Regions from separate parts of the Mus musculus genome. Here region 1 is linked to region 2. The links are chromatin loops, found by intact Hi-C in ENCODE. Cell type or tissue: gastrocnemius. All regions are shown on one strand. Links, peaks and the distances in the headings refer to the core of each region. The heading gives the core; the rest is flanking DNA. Region 1 has its middle 33 kb from the start of Oxgr1. Region 2 overlaps Mbnl2 (muscleblind like splicing factor 2).

Region 1 (8,713 bases), core at 219-8,218, 320 kb after region 2:
AAAGAAGGTGATATACGAGGTAGACAAGGGAGGGAGAACACTTACCAGACAGAATAACCCATGAGAAATTATGAAGGTCTCACTTATAATTATTTTTATGTGTATGCGTTTTACCTGTATGTCTGGCTGTGCACCCCGTGCCTGCCTAGTGCTCATGGAGATAAGGAGTCAGATCCCCTGGAACTGGGCTTACACATTGCTCTGAACAACAACGTGGGTGCAGGGAACTGAACCCAGGTCCTCTGCAAGAGCAGTAAGTGCATTTAACTGCTTAGCCACTTCTTCAGACCCTTGAACAAGTATTTTTTTTTTCAATAGAGATATAGCTAGGATTACCAACCTATTCAGTAAGTTCATTGTGCTAGTCGCCGTGTTGTTACTACTCAAGGCACATAAATTGTAAAGAAAAAAAATGATTTTTTTTTTTTTGTTCACTGTTTGGTTGGTTCAAAGTCCAATGTTGGAAATCCCACCTCTGGGTACAGGTAGCAGATGGCAGGACACCTGTGGAAAATTGTGTAGTTACGAAACAGTTACATCTTTAAAAAGACAGAGGAATAGGCCGAGTCCTCAAGATCTCACAGTCCCTTACAGTCTTCAGAGGCATACATTGCTGATGCCCTAAGGCTTTTCCTATTGCTCCTTCTTTGTGATGGTTCCGCCTCCCATTAGTACAGCCCCCATTGGCCCCTCTTTGTAATGGTTCCGCCTCCCATTAGTACAACCCTATTGGCCCCTCTTTGTAATGGTTCCGCCTCCATTAGTATAACTCTGGGGACCAAATCTTTTAACATGCAAACCTCTCGGGATAAATTCAACATCCCAAGCACAGCAGTAATTAACGGAGATAATCAATGTGGCTGTTCTTTTCACGAGCCCGTTATTGAACATACTGTCTCGACAAAGTTAACATTCGATCTTACATGGACATAAAGGTGGGGGAAGGAAGAATTCAAAAATCGAGGAAGAGAAGGAGGAATTGCCCATAGATCAACTCTGAGTAGACCTTGTCTGCAACAATAATTCTGCTGATATAATAACGTGGGCATGCTAGGTTTATCAGGGCCTCTTCCACCTCATTAAAATTGAAAGTCACCAATTTTAGAATTATTTGGCTTATTCATGAATATATTCAACACACATGGCTTCAATCCTTCTTGCGAAGTATACTTTATTTAAATATATGAGCACTGTATTTATCATAGTCACAATTTCAATATTAAATTCTTAAAAATACAAATGACTACTATATTATAATGATATTAATTTTTAAGAACCTTCCCAGAGAAAGTGGCACTTAGCGAGAGGACTCATATGATTTATAGAGTTATTTCTATCAAATTATTAAATAATAGAAGTAGAAGATGTCACGAAGTGTATTTTTTTTTCTTTTACTGAGAAACTGCACACGATTTTACAGTGGTTATAGAGCAAGACATTTCTACACAGACTGCTAAGTTTAGATTTTTTTTTCCAGTAAATTCTTCTTACGGATGCTCACAGTTCTCTGGCCGAAGCCATTCTAATAGTTGAAAGCTTTTATGGCAGGAGCTAGCAGGCCTGCTTCACACTGATGAGAAATATTCTCTGGAAAAACTGAAAACAAACAGAAATCAGGCTATGGAAAGAGTCTCAGTAGCCGGCACATCTGCTTGGAGGAGTCTGTTATTGCAACTGAATGATCTCTGATGATCACCGTCACTCAGGGAGAAGTGGGTGTGTCCTGGCTTGAGCTGTATCCACATCTAACAGGTTCATACCTTTTGGACTCACGTCTTTGACGAGATTTACAAGGACAAGTCATATTGCATGCGACTTCCCATTTTCATTCTGAGCCATATTATAATCTCTTGACTCATTTTAGGAGTTTGTCTCATGTTTTAGGATAACAACTTCATTTTTCTTTTTTAATTAAAAAAAAGTTCAGAAAACTATAGGTTCTTACTATGAAATCTTCAAACGTAGTTTTCTACCACCTCTCAGCGAACGCTCCAATACTGTTCCCTGTTTCTCTTTGAGTCAGGTGGCACCGCTCCTTCTGCGATGCTCTACATTATCACAGCTGAACCACCCGCACTTTCTGCAGTTCTTTGTCCACATGTCTTTCTGGGTAATTTTTTTTAAATGCCTTATTTTTACTTTTGTTTGCTGAGTTGGTTGTGTGTCTCCTCTCCTGCCCTTCCTTTAAACCCTCCATGAGTCCATGAGAATGGCTACTCTTTTTGAGTCTTTCTTCCTCCCTCCCTCTCCCTCCCCGTCTCTCTCTTTTTCTTTTTTAAAGGTTCTATATTTTATTACTGGACAAACACCTAATTTAAGACATAAGCTAGTCTACAGGTTAAAAATGTTGAAATATATCTGGTAGAACTGATCGATGACCACAATTCAGTATAATTCAGTCTTGCCGCTGTGTGAATCCTTACGGACCCAGCTTCGTTCTCCTCCAGTGTCTTCTTTTAGAGTTGTACCTGATTTTGTTACCAGTGTTCATCCGGATCTACCGAAGAATAGGACGATTTTGCTTTTGTTTCTTGGCCAGGAATCGCTTGATTCTGAAAGTCTTGTGAGAAGACATGGCAAGAGGCCGAATCAGTTGGAGGAAAGGAGAAGAGTTGAGGCATCCTTTTTTCCCTTCCAGGGACAGGGGAGGACGCTGTAGAGGGAGAGGGGTGTGGGGGAACCCGTGTAGTTTTCTATTTCCCCTGCTCTGGTGAAGAAGCGATTTTTTTTTCTGATGAATCCTGTTCTCTTTTCTTCTTCCTTTGTTTTTTTTCAGGTAGCCACAGCATGGAATTCAAGGCTAGAGTTCACTCCCTATGGAAGGACAGATTTTATTATTTTCTGGCTTCCGCTATAGGGAAGCAGGCCAGTGCCAGTTGATTCTTCACGTTGTGACGGTGTTAGCTTGTTTGTTTTAACGTGGCTGAGTTAGTTTTTTTTTTCCCCCCTTGGTTGCTTTCAGATAGTTTAAAGTCAGAACCGTTGATGGAACTCTAAATAAGAATCGCGTCTGTGTTTAACACATTGACTTCAGGCATATTACAAAGACCAAGAAGCTATGTAGCTGCAGTTTTGTCTGAATATAGATACTTCACAGACACAGCACATACGTATTAACATTCTAACAGGTTATGACAGATGTCAATCTGTTCTAGAAACCCCCACTATGGGAGGTCATTGTGGTAAGAAAACAACTATTCTATTATGAAATACTTCTTAAATATTACACAAAATTCTTAAATTAAACACAAACATCAAAGATGAGAACTGTAAATAAATAAATAAATAAATAAATAAAAAAGAGAAATAACAGAGGAAGACGGAGGGACCACCTGATACAAAGGCTCAGTTTGGTACCATGAGAATGACCAGGAAGGGACCAGGCCCCTGTATGGCAGGGGCCCCAGAACATGAAGATACCAGGGCTCTAGAACTGGGAAGCAAAGTTGCATTGCAATGATGTATAAATTATTTTTAAAAGACCAAAATTTTCATAAAATATATGATTTTCCTGATAAGCATATTTTTTTCTACTACACATTGGGGTCACAATTATCATTGCATTCCAAGAAGAAAGACAACTAAAGGCCAGCCTTTAAGGAATGCACAGAGAACTGCTTGATTTACAGCCTGATTCTCTTACTTTTAGTTTTATCAGCTGGAGAAAAGGTAAAGATTGTGTTGTATCACCACCTTGTGGCCACAATCTATAAAATTTAGCATGAGGATCTACAGTCACATTTTACACATGCATCACACACCTGGACACATGTGCACATACATGTGAATACACGCACAAATGGTTTCAATAACTACTGATGTTTTCATTTCGGTAGCTTTTCCAATTTTCAGTGGGATAAGATTTGTGTCTTTGCCTAATTTGATCTGAAAAATGAAATTCCAAGTGTACCTTAAAAAACATCTCGTCTATACCTTTCTTAGTTGTACAGTCACTTAGTTACAACACATCATGACAAAAGGCAACTTCAACAACTTAAACAAGAGTTTATTTTGGATTTGGTTCCCAAGGGCTAGATGTCCACGATAAGTGGTGACCCTGATCGGTTCACAAGTGACGTCAGCTGGAGGAGGATGCTGGGAAATCACCTCGTCACCTTGTGCCAGATGCAGAAAGAGGAAACAAGAAATAGAAGCTATGAACCAATGGTTCTCAACCTGTGGGTCCCGACCCTCTTGGAAATCCTCTATCTCCAAAAATATTTGCATTATGATTCATAACAGTAGCAAAATTATAGTTATGAAGTAACAATAAAAATAATGGGGTGTGTGTGTGTGTGTGTGTGTGTGTGTGTGTGACCACATCACAAGGAACTGTATTGAAGGCTGAGAAGCACTACTATAAACACTGAAAGCCTATTCTCAGATTGATAAGTGCTCTAGAGAGACTCCAGGTCTGAAAAGTTTCATAATCTCCCCAAACTGCACAACCAACTGGGAGCCAAGTGTTTAGATGCATAAGTCTATGTGGGACATTCACTTTCAAACTACCATCCAAGGTTTTTCCTCACCCCTTCTATAATACAAAAGAAAAACGACTACTTGAGTTTCAGAGCTTCCATAACCTCCACTTTCTCAAAGGCTAACGATGCTCTGATTTCTGTGAGATTTCTCTTTGGAAAGCCATGGATAAGACTAAGATTTAAAAACCACAGCCCTACAAGCACTTACCAATGGCTTGTACAGGGAACAGTGAGTGCTATAGTTATCTCTCACAAGTTCCAGAATGATAGCAGAGACAGCTCAAGTGGCAACTCTTACAAGGACAGCATGTAATTGGGCTGGCTTACAGGTTCAGAGGTTCAGTCCATCATCATCAAGGCTGGAACATGGCAGCATCCAGGCAGGCATGGTGCAGGAGGATCTGAGAGTTCTACATCTTCATCTGAAGGCTGCTAGCAGAATACTGGCTTCCAGGCAGCTAGGATGAGGGTCTTAAAGCCCATGTCTACAGTGACACATTTCCTCCATCAGGGCCACACCTCCTAATATTGCCAATCCTTGGGCCGGGCATATACAAACCATCACAAATTAAATAACATGCAATGTGCCGTTTCTCTTAGGTGTCAGAGATGCTGGGGTGGGGGTGGGGCGTCATTCATGATTCCTGAGGATGGGCAAGCACTTCCTTTTGAATCATCACTTTAAAGCATGCACTTTAGCAAGCTTGTGGGTATGTGTGCTGGTTGCATGTATGAATGTCTCTGCATGTGTTTATGGAAGCCAGAGGTTGACTTCTGGTGTCTCTCTTGATCTGACTCTCCCATATATATTCAATCAGGGTTTCCTACTTGAAGCAGAGCTTGCCTACTCTGCTAGCTTGGCTATCCAGCTTGCTCTAAGGATCTCCTGTCTGTGCCTCCCTAGTGTTGAGATCACATGTAGCTTGCTAGCTGCCTAGCATTTACATGGGGCCTGGGATTGGAAGTCCGGTCCTTATGCTTACACAGTGATGACTCACTGAGTTTTTTTCCCAGCCCATAATATATTTTTTAAAATAACTTTTAATTGAATCTTTAATAATTTTATTCAATGTGCCTTGATCATACTTCCCTCCTCTTCCTTCTCTCTGCTACACCCAGTCCTACCCTTTTCCTCCCTACCCACTCCTTTCCCTCTCACTCCTCCTTCTCCCTCCTTCCCTCCCACCCTCCCCCTACTTCAGACATTATCATGAAACAGATGTTTCTCATTCCTCTGGCTCTGAAAATCTTTCTGCCCTCCTTTGTTACATTGTTCCTGGTGTCTTAAGTTTTAAGTTTAAGGATTATGTCACAGATGTATTAATTGCAGATATCACTCATGGCTAACTAATCTCTGCATTTTGACCAATTGTGGGTATATGCAATAATTTCTGTCTGCTGCTGCTGCAAAAAATGCTTCTTTGGTGAGGAATGTGTTGGTTAGTTTTATGTCAACTGGACGCAAGTTATAATCATCTGAGAGGAGGGAACCTCAATTGAGAAAATTTCTCCATAATCAAGACTGTAGGGGATTTTCTTAGTTAGTGATTGATGGGGGAGAGCCCAGACCATTGTGGGTGCCCACTCTGCTGCCCTGTGTCTGATTCTGCCTCAGGATAGCGAGGGCCATTGCATACCAAGCTGGACTGGAGGGAGGGAGCTTAGCTGGGTGATGTAAGTGCAATGCCCCAGCAATGAACAGACCTGGGAACAGCTTCGGAGAAATGGTTCTATTTGTTGGAGCAGGAGAGGTATTTATGGCCCTGGAGAGGTGGTCAGGGTCTCTAGGGCAAGGTTTGTGTGGTCTTATACCATTGACCAGGGCAGAGGTGTTGAAAAAAGCTTCAACTACATAGTCAGGGACTGTAGGGTCCAGGGCAGAAAACCTTATAAGGTTAAACAAGGAGTGAAGCTGTCAAACAAGGACCTGATAGCTGTCAGGGTAATAAATTCTTGATAGTGTTGATGAGGGAACTGGCTTTACTGTGCCAGGTTGGGAGTGGGGAGGTAGCCAATTCCTGCCATCATCATGTTTGAGGTATCAAGGCAAGGGTTGAAACTCCCTCCATACTTTCTCTATAACTCTAGGCCATTAAGGTCTCACACCATTCCTGGGCTGGTGGTCCTTGGATCTATAAGAAAGCCCACCTGAGCAAGCCATGGGGAGCAAGCCAGTTAGCAGCTCTCCTCCATGGCTCTGCATCAGCTCCAAGCTTCCTGCCCTGTGTGAGTTCCTGTCCTGACTTCCTTTGATGATGGACAATGATGTGGAAGTGTAAGCCAAATATACTCTTTCCTCCCCAACTTGTTTTTGGTCAGATGTTTCCTCTAAGCAATAGAAACCCTAACTGAGATGCTACCCTCAGACTGGTAGTCCTGGGTTTTATAAGAAAGCATCCCAAGCAAGCCATGGAAGGCAAGCCAGTCAGCGCCACTACATCATCAGCAGGCTTTTTCATTAGCCCTGCCTCCAGGTTCCTGCCCTTCTTGAGGTCCTGTCATGATTTTCTTTGATGATGAACAATGATATGGAAGTAAAATCTAAAACAAACAAACAAACAAACAAACAAACCAAAACCTGAAACCCTTTCCTCTCCAAGTTGTTTTGGTCCTGGTGTTTCATCAGAGCAATGATAACTTTCAGACATTTTTTGAATTGACACTGATTCTGGGAGACTCTAAGAAATGTTGTGCCCCATCCCCACCCCCAGTTCAAGGTAGGACCTGTGGGAGTCAGTTGACTAATAGAGTTTTGGTTGAAGTCTGACTCGAATAGGACTAGTTTGTCCTTGAATGCATCCTGTGGTTATTCCCCTAATCCAAGGGTATACATCTCCCTTTAATGCTCCTATTTGGATCAGGCAGAAGATAGATATATTGTGGAGAATGAAGGTTAACTATCAAATACTTAATCAAGTAGTGACTCCAATTACAGTTATACCAGATCCGGTGTCCTTAATTCAGAAGACTAACATAGCTCCTTGTGTATGGTATGCAACTATTGATAGTAAATCAATACTTGGTATCTGTCCATAAGGACTATCAGAAGCAATTTGCTTTCAGTTGGCAAGGCCAGCAGGATATATTTACACTTTAACTCAGAATATATTAACTCTCCCGCTCTGTCATAACTTAGAGAGGACTTTGTTCATCTTTCTCTTCCACAAAATATCACATTGGTGCACTATATTGACGACATTATGCCAACTGGACCAAGTAGGCAGGAGGTAGCAACTGCTCTGAATTTGTTGGTAACATAAATGTGTTTTAGAGGATGGGAAATAAACCCAATTAAAATTCAAGGGTCCTCTGTCTCAGTGAAATTCATAGGCGTGCAGTGGTGTCGAGCAGGCAAGGCTATCTTTTCTAAGGTGAAGAATAAGTTATCGTACCTGGTCCTTCCCAACACTAAGGAAGAAGTATAGTATTTAGTGGCTCAATTTGGATTCTGAAGATAGCACATCATGAGCTGAGTATTATCTGACCTATCATGCCATAAATAGGCCATGCATAGCAGCAATCTGTTACCAAATGGAAGTAGTATGTTCATGATTGGACCAGAGCAGGTCCTGAAGGCATAAGCAAGTTACATGAAGTTGTTCAAATGCCTATGGTTTCTACTCCTGGCCACCCCTTCTGCTACCAAGTATTCACCTATAGTCCCATGGGCTATGCTGTATGATCGGTTGACTGTGGAAGAGGAGAATTAAGGACTGGTTTACTGATGGTTCTGCACACTATGCAGGCACCACCCAGAAATGGACAGTTGAAGCATTAGAACCATTTTTGGGGATACAACCTGAAAGACACTGCGGAAGAGAAATCTTCACACTGGGGCAAATACATACATTTGGTCATACATTTTGTTTGGAAGGGGAAATGGCCAGATGTGTGACTGTTCACTGATCCATGGACTATAGCCAATGGATTGGTTGGATGGTCAGGGACCTAGAAAAACTATGATTAGAGAATTTCTTTTTTTTTTTTAAAGATTTATTTATTTATTATATGTAAGTACACTGTAGCTGTCTTCAGACACACCAGAAGAGGGAGTCAGATCTCATTAGGGATGGTTGCAAGCCACCATGTGGTTGCTGGGATTTGAACTCAAGACCTTTGGAAGAACAGTCGAGTGCTCTTACCTGCTGAGCCATCTCACTAGCCCCGATTAGAGAATTTCTGTGAAAGACATTTGGGAAGAAGTGTGTCGCTAGATCTCTCCAAATGGCTGA
Region 2 (8,713 bases), core at 421-8,420:
GGATGTGGGAAGTGCTTGACCACGTGACTTCACTGGGCCCCTCTGTGCCGGCTAAGAGTGATTTGAACATGGGGCGTATGGCGCTTAGGACAGGTGGATTGCTCTCTTCATGCCAGATCCTGGTTCTGCTCTGCTTTCCAAGCCACCTCTCCACTTTTCACCCAGCTGCACCCTTTGGTCTTCCCACAGATCCTTCGAGTAATGTATACTATTGCTACAGGGACTGGGGCTCTATTCTTCAAACCTACTCTTGTCATACCTGCCCAGTATGTTCTTCCCCTAACGGTGCAATCTTACTCCCCTTTAAAGTTGTTAGCAAATTCTCCTGCTTTGGAAAATATCCCTGCTCTGTATTGTTCATGCCTGCATCTGCTGAAGATGAACACCTTGCCTCTCACCCTTCCACCCAGCTCATCCTTCATGCTGTGGACTCTGGTTTTTACCCAGCTCTGGGACCCTTTATATTTTCATAGCATGTCTGCAACTCAGACCATAGCACATGCTTCAGGAATGCTCAGTGCACCAAATAGAGTCCATACGTCTCCACTGAGGGTGAACAGACCTTTTACAAGTGTGTGAGAAACTTTATGAAACGTTTATGGTTTCTCTTTACTCGGAAATGTCTGGCCTAGAGCCTCCCACAGGCACTTCTAACATAGTGAAGTATTTTAAGGAAGGACTCTGCACTGCCTTTTCTCTGACCTGATCAACGTCTCACCGGGATGCCGGTGCTCTGTACAAGTAAGCATCTCAGCCGTTTGCTTCCTTCCTCCATTGCACAAGTACTTCATCCCAAGCTTCTGTGGGCCAGAACTAGTTGGGTAATTCTTAGTGGTGTGCATGCCGTTTTGTAGTGTAAACACAGCCTCAGTTTTTCCATCTGCAAAATGCAAATAACTTCTCGCCACTGACAGCACTGTGCCATCTTGAAGAACAATGACAGTGTGTGCAAGAATACTTAAGAGTCATTCAGAATAAACTTGTCACAGAGATGCCCAAAGCTATTTATCACACGGCTGTTTCTGAGACCATGGGTGATTTTGCCACCTTCCTATCATAGCAAGGGAAATGTATAAACTTCTTAGTTAAAATAACCTCTATAATTTTTTTTGTTTTTTTGTTTTTTTTAAAAAGAAAGAAGCAAGAGAGGAGAATTCCACCCACCATGGTTGTAGAGAATAATCCCATATCCTGTGCCTTACATTGAAATCTTAAAGCCTAGAGGCAGATTGCCTAAGATTCAAATTCATATTGTGTCAGTGGGAGGATTTCAGTACATATAAAAGTTTTGCTATGCATGGCCTTCCACTGCAGGGAACCGTCCAAGAAGACACACACAAAAAATGCTTTTGATCTGTATGTATGAAAACTGCTTATGTAAAACAGTAACAGAAAGATTTAAAAAAAATGTTCATTGAAAATAGTGGGTTAACCATCTGCTAAAAATCACCACACAGTGTCATCACCTGATCTGCAGAGGTTTTAAAGCAACCAGGGTAAATAATTACTATTGCTGTCACCTTTTACATAAAGTTGGAAACATTGTTTATAAGAAAGATTCCCTGAAGCAAACAAACAAGAAAGCCTACCACAATCATGGAGATTTTTCTGTCAATGTAATTGGGTGAGAGCTTATGCTGAAATTATTTCAATAAAATATTTTCTATCACTTCAGAGAAGTGTAGTGAATTTGTTGGAAGTTCAAATACCACTCCAGTACACAAAATTCACATGGTTATCCACTGTGATCTTTATAGCATATAGCAAATATGCTATAAGCACTTGTAATTCACAGAACTAACCGGGCTACAGTCCACCTTTAAGCTTCCAAAGGCTACAGAAAGTCGCCAACACAGTTGAACTGTTCCAGGGGAATCCACCAGAGGGCGGACAGACACAGCCCAGCTAACAGGGACTGTTTACCATTACCCATCCACAGCACTGAGCTATTGCTTAAGCTATGCTATTCACCCTCGCTTTGCAAACACTTAAGGGCGTCTCTACAGAATCTTAGAGTGGGGACGCTTTTGATGAATTAGTCAACCAGTCCATACTGGATTGGGGTATTCACATGATGTAAAGGGCCTCACTGGAATTCCCAGGAGACGGTATCGTCTGTATTACCCACTCTTCAGAAACAGACCTTGTCTTTCATAGTTTCTCATTCAGCACTTTTTTCTGTCCCTTAAAGTATATAATGGCCACAAAGTCTACACTGAGACACTTGTAGTAACCACACAGGATCCTCAGGGTGAGCTGACCTTCTGGTGATTATGTTATTTCAGGTGTGTTACAATCATAAATACGCTAAGCTAAGACAGCACGGAATGCCATTAATTAAGGTTGCAGTGGGGTAAGATATGAAAGTATTTTAATATAGATTGAGAACTCATGAACTTTCTGACAGTGCATTTCTATTAATATATATATATATATTATTTATTGGTTACTAATTCATTTAAAATACTAATTCATATAGTTTACCATTCATTTATAGTTTTTATACAAAGGCTGTTACTAGAATAAACTCCAACCCTAATGCTCATAGGTATGGACTCTAAGATTAACATATCTAATCACATTGATTAATGATAGTGTCTCCTTGTTGTGATGGGACAAGGAATATGGGCTTGGAAAAACTCAGTGGATGTTCTTTCCAATAAGGTTCAAAGTCACCTGTTTCTAACAGAGACTAAAAGGTAAAGTTGGTCAAGTGAAGATGACCATGTCTGTGCGAGTGAGTGAGTGTGTGTGTGTGTGTGTGTGTGTGTGTGTGTGTGTGTGTGCGTGCGCGCGCGTGTGTGTGCATGTGGCCGTGTCTGCAGTCTCTGAACTGGGTAAAATATTGCGGGGGGTGGGAGGTGGGGAATCGAGTTAGAATGGGTGTTACATTGTTTTTCTTTACCTGAATGGATTTTTCATGCCACTTCAAAAACAAAACCCCATTTTAATCTGGTTTGGGGGAAAGTCTGTAGACTTTTGGGGCCAGTGGAGGTGGTGTAATGTTATGTAAATGGAACCGGGCACTGGAACCTGGTGTTTGTGTCAGCTCTGCCACCTTGGAAAGTCACTTCTCATTATCCTGGGGGCCTCAGTTTTCTCATTTGTAAAACAGTCCACTGGATGAGGAATTCATGAAGACCCTTCTGCCCATGAGACCACGTGGTAAACTGACGGTCTCCAGCGATTGGTAGGCTAAGGGACAGTAGCCCCTCCTCTCATCACTCATTGGCTTAGAACGGAGGACAAGCACTCCAGATAGCTGTGAACTTGGTGAGAGTGGAGAAGGATGAAGAGAGAGAGAATGGATATAAAATACGAGCAGAAGATTGCTTTCATTTGAGTAGCCTTAGACTTTTTAGTGCTCTGAACAGAAGCAGGGAAAAAACGGTTAGTATTTACTGGAATTTATATTTTTAGGTCATTGAGTGTTAAGGACAAATTTCAATTATCTCATATAAAAAAAATCTTGCTTGCATAAACTATTTTTGGGGGCCTGCGTAAATAGAAGAGACCCAAAGCTTTAACCGCTCCCTGTCTCTCAAGCTAAATCCCACCAAACCCTTTACTTTAGAATGCTAACTACCTTTAGTTATCAAAGCAAGGTCAACAGGTCTAGGTAGCCAGGGCTGTGGTGGGCCAGGCTGTATTCGCACCTTCTAAACGCAAACTAGATGCCTTGACCAAACAGCTTAAAGAGATGAGAAGAAAGCACGTGACTGGAAGGACACAGGACACAGACACGGAGAGCACGTACCTGTGGGGATGAACGCCGTGTGCTGCTGCAGCTGCGCACTGGTCAGAGCCTGCTGGTAGTGCAAGACGCTGGGGTTGAAGACCGTGCTGGCCCCGTTGCTTTTTTCAAGTGCTTGTCTCTTTGGTAAGGGATGAAGAGCACCCGGAGGGAAGGCCTGAAAGCGAAGAATTCGATAAGATGTGTCCAACTTAAAGCAAGCTTGCATTCCACCTCCACAGAGATCATCAACTGCAACATTCTCTTTCTCTTTTCTTTTCTTTTCTTTCTTTAAAAAAAAATGACAGCTAAAGAGATGCCTCTGCCATGCACCTTAATTTAAACAGCGGCAATGTCGAATGAGTGAGAATTTGTTATTGAGAGCGGAAGCATGAATTCTGTAACCCAAAAACAGTAGCATCTCAACTAAGGGAAAGAAAAACTACCAAGCAACAACAATGGAAAAAATGGCTTCAGCTTTTTTTTTTTTTTTTTTAATAAATACAGGTTAAACTACACTAAGGGGAGAAAGGAGCATTTGGCATTTGCGTTATTATTAATATCTATTCTTTAACTGAATGGCAGTTTCTTGAATTTAAAGGTTAATAAGAATTACAATGAGCATTTTTTCTGAGCCACATAATTTAAATTTGCTTCACTCTTTGGAAAAGGTATTAAAATTTTGTTAGATTCAATATTTATTTCCCAGATTACATATGCAAATGAGATGACTAAACACCTTATTGAATTCCTCCATTTTAAAATTAATAATAATGATTGGCTGCAACCAGTATTTTACATACAAATCTCGGCTGGTTCTCTGAAAAGCTACATGCAAAGCGAAAGGTGAAAGGTCAAAGTACCAGGTCTACAGTTGCTTCGAGAGGTCGCTTCAGTGCTTTGGCAGTCGACTGAGTCTTTTAATAACAGGCAGCGAGCACATGATGGCAGTGGGCCAATGGGATTCAAGCGAATTAACATACAGGTAAACAGCAAGCAGAGGTGCATCATGGGAACGGCATTGCATTGTGGATAGGTGAGAAGGAAAAAAATATTCTGAATGCAATATACAACGTACAAAACACTAGGCATGCACAACAACAAAAATGTTCTCTAAAGAAATGAATATTACACCTTAAATTAGTATCGAAGCAAAAAATGCATCTACTATACCTTAGTTAAAAGCATATAAGAGAGTAAAATATAGATGTTTGAAATTCAGGAAAGTTAATTAAAACAGCAGCTTGCATACACACCATAAGCACTTTTTTATATTGCTTCGGGAGTGGGGGGGGGGTGGGGGAGATGCAAAACTTTTAAGGACCATAGGGCTGAAGAACATCTGATAAGTTAGTTCTGATATAAAATAATGAAGAAATCAAGTACATTCCAATTTGAAAAAAAAATCTTCATTTAGCTCTGTTTTGATTCAGATTAACCTAACAAAATGAAGTGGCAAACTGAGACAAAAAAAAAATTCAGGCAAAAAATATTCAAACACAAGGTTATTTACTCAAAACGGTTTGGGTTTGGGTCGTTATTTTTTGGCTGAATCACATGGGAAATTGCCTCAGTTCCTGTCTTCATTCTGCTAGGGTGTAGGGTGGGTCTCAGCATGTGGGTGAACATTCCAGACCTTGGACAATTTGAATTTAAACAGGAACTTCCCCAGTGTTTCACTTTTACTGTGCTTCATTTCAAAATACTAACTTATCATCCGTTCTGTTTCTACTACATTTGAAATTATAATGTATTTCAAACAACTTACCAGAGTATATACTAAGAAAGTAGCCTCTACAAAAGGCATGTCACGTCGTTGGGTATTACAGGCATTTCTCTTTAGTAATGCTATCGGTACTTTTAGCTACGATCAGGGGTTAACCGGTTGATGGCAAGTGGGACTTTCTCTAGAACAAGCAGCTAAACTAGCAGGGAACTGCCTTCAGATAGGCAGAGCGCTGCCTTCAACTTACACCAGTACTTCTGGGAAGATGGCTTCATTTAAACAACCAAGAGTATTGGCTATGGATTGATTTAGACCTCAATGGAAAAAAAAAAATCTCTTCTTTCTGGTTGTTCATAGGTGAAACAATTCTAGGATAGGATTCTGTGAAAGTAAGGAGGTCCAGGAAGCAGCTTCAATGCGCATGGGAACAATGGCCATCCCCCTTTATGATGAGAACAATAGGTAAATCCCCAAGGTTTGTCCAATAGAATTCAGTCTGAAGGTCGTGGGAGAACGGAGGTCTTTGAAAGGAAGGGAGATGGAGCTTCACCCTCAAGACAGGAACAATCAGTGATGTTTTCCTTGGCAAAGGTAGAGTTGCCCATCATTCCATGACTCAGGATAAAAAAACAAAACAAAGCAAAACAAAACAAAACAAAACAAAAACAAATGTGAGAGAAGACAGCTTAGGAGCTGTGCAACTTGGAGAAAGAGTCTAGAAATAAGGTGGAAAGAGCTGTAGGCAGGGAATCCCCAACAGGGAAGAGAATGTTCTAGAAAGCAGTTTGGATAACGTTCCCTGAATACTGGGGACTGATTAAAAAAACAAAAAAACAAAAGGAATATTAAAAATAAAAACAGCCCAAACTCTTAGAGATTTCTTTTTGTTTTTGTTTTTGAGACAAAGCCTCACTTTTTAGCCCAGATTGGCCTTGAACTCACAGTAATTCTCCTGCGTCAGCCCTCCAGATTGCCAGGACTACAAGCATGGACCACAGTGCGATATCCTGGATATTATTAAATATAAATTCAATAAACTTCCACGACTTAATTCTGGTTATCTCTCCTTCCTGTACGGTTTCACAATGTTAACTAACGCAGGGTTGGCTTGATTTCATTGACTGATGTGTGTGTACACCTCTACACATGTGCAAGATGGCACGTGTGGGGCCACCAGAGAATGACCTGTGGGAGACAGTCATCCTCCCACTATGTGGATCCCGGGGCTTGACCTCGGGTCATCAGGCAGCAACTGACTGCTCACCGCACCCTCCCGTGGGCCCTTCCAGGCTTGCTCTGGTTTCTGAGCTTCTCTAATCTTAGTTCACTGAAGACTCCATGGCTACTCTCTCACTGGGAATGCTCATCAGCTGGCAGAGGCCGAGATCATTCTCTCCTTAACTTTCAGTCTCCAGTTTCCTACTTTCCCAGCCTTTGGGGTCTAGGAAACAAATTTCCTAGTGGACAGGTCTTTTTTTGACTTCCATTAAGGCTGGTACACAGGAACACAACTTTGATGCAACAGAGCATCCTTTAGTGAGTTTTCCAAGCAGAATAAGTACTGTTTAATATTTCTTTTTATGGCAGTCTTTTGGATGTTTAATGGTCTGTGTTTATTTTTCTTTTAGGTTGTTAAAACCTGACTTTTACACTTTAGAGTAACTTAGGAGCTGATGTAAAGTAAGAATAGTGACATTTCTCCCTTTTCCACTGCACAGTATATTTCTTTTATTAGATGCAATTTTCTTCTAAGATGCATGTGAGGTTTTGAAATATGAAGGGTTTCATACATATTAAGGCTTTATAGAATGTGCATAAAGCACACACATGGACAATCATGTCACCACAGGCTTGCTGGCATACAGCTACAGAACCAGGTGAGAATGTCTGTTCACCTTCAGGCTCAGACCTCACCTTAGGGATAGAGCAGTCCCGGGTGTGTTAGGAGCCTGTTTGGCACCAGTGCAAGAAAGGGCAATTTAACCAGAACCCCACTGCACGCCAGACACTTGGTCTTTTTTCTTGCTAGCCTTGTCTCTCTTACTGATCCTCTATGGTCTAGGTCTGAATGGACAGACACCAGTGATAAGACTTTATGAGAGGCCGAGATTTCTTTTTCAGAGTCGAGGCACCATCACAGTACAGGTCAAGGTGAGAACAATTGTCCAGGCCAGCATCACAGGTGGGGATCGAGGAGGTGGGGAGAGCCAGGGGCAACAATCAGAAGTGCTGGCTCACTGGTCATAAAATGAGGCAGACAGAAGCGTGGGCTTGGAGTTCCGGTGAGTGTTTTCCAGAACCACTGAAACTTATCTGGCGAACGGCAGCTTGTCCCGTTACCAGTTCTTTCCATTGCCATCCATCTTGGTTTATGTGAACAAAGACTACACATGAAGATCAAATACCCTTTGTGTTAAAACTAGCAAAGGGCACCTCCGACAAGCTTACTCTTAGGTCTGGAAAATTCTCGTGAGAGAGATGCTCATATTTTAAGAGGAATTATGAAAGAATAAGGCTCAAATGGAGATAAATGCCTCTTCTTTTCAAGAGTCGGAGCTTTAAATTCCTTCGTAATGCCTGACTATTTAAAGTCAGGGGGAAGATCCCTGGACAATAATAAGAACCTACACCATGGAAGCGCTCTGTCTTCGGCTCAGGAAGTCTGGGGAATGGAATGTTAGCATTTTCAGCTGCACCCAGCTCTCCATTTGTCCTCTAAATAAGGAAATAGAATAATAGACTTTCTGCACTGTTCTGGGTAATCTTGCCTGTAAGGTTCATCAAACTATACCAAGGCTGGTTTCAAAGGAGCCCCTCACATTAACTGGAAAGATATGACAGATTCGGTAATCTTCCCATCACTGTCACAGAGGCGCTGGCATTGTTCTGAAACTACATTGCTTTCGGTCGCCTCCAAAGATGCTTCGAAATCCTGCGACTGCTCAGCACTCCAAATTTGGGCACAGTGTAACAATCCAAGAAACTATGGTAACTGACTCTCGCAGCATCTACTGCAGTAATCTTCCTGCATTCTGATGAGCTTACGTGAGACCGTGGAGGAGGGCCCCTGGCAGAGCTCAGCTGTGCCTTCACACTGTGGGGCTTTAGGTAAATGGACACTTCTGCTCCTATCTCCACCACCCTGAGTCGCCTACCACTGACACAGATTTGCACACTGCCCCTTCAGGACTGGATTTGGTATTAGCTGTGTGTATTGGAACTCCGACTTCGAGGACGACGTATAAACATAGCAT

Evidence for each region. Peaks named below come from ENCODE experiments on the same cell type or tissue, not always from the same donor. Only the 100,000 strongest peaks of a DNase experiment are listed, where the experiment ranks them.
Region 1: a loop joins it to region 2, with 3 times the contacts of the local background. A loop is called at or near these places in 21 of 42 quality-filtered maps.

Annotation. Positions count from the first base shown.
Region 1 is chr14:120,071,372-120,080,084 of GRCm38, reverse strand. It overlaps the pseudogene Gm20167. Among named protein-coding and RNA genes, the nearest start is that of Oxgr1, 33 kb to the right of the region's middle. In gastrocnemius, for the core only: a CTCF peak has its summit at 3,700 (motif pointing left); no DNase peak of the experiment used is centred there.
Region 2 is chr14:120,391,649-120,400,361 of GRCm38, reverse strand. Mbnl2 (muscleblind like splicing factor 2) reads right to left here. Exons shown (of 8, transcript NM_207515.2): 6 at 3,758-3,911. Among named protein-coding and RNA genes, the nearest start is that of Gm26679, 7.1 kb to the right of the region's middle. In gastrocnemius, for the core only: no CTCF peak of the experiment used is centred there; DNase peaks (open chromatin) are centred at 1,885 and 4,679; H3K27ac peaks cover 2,691 bases.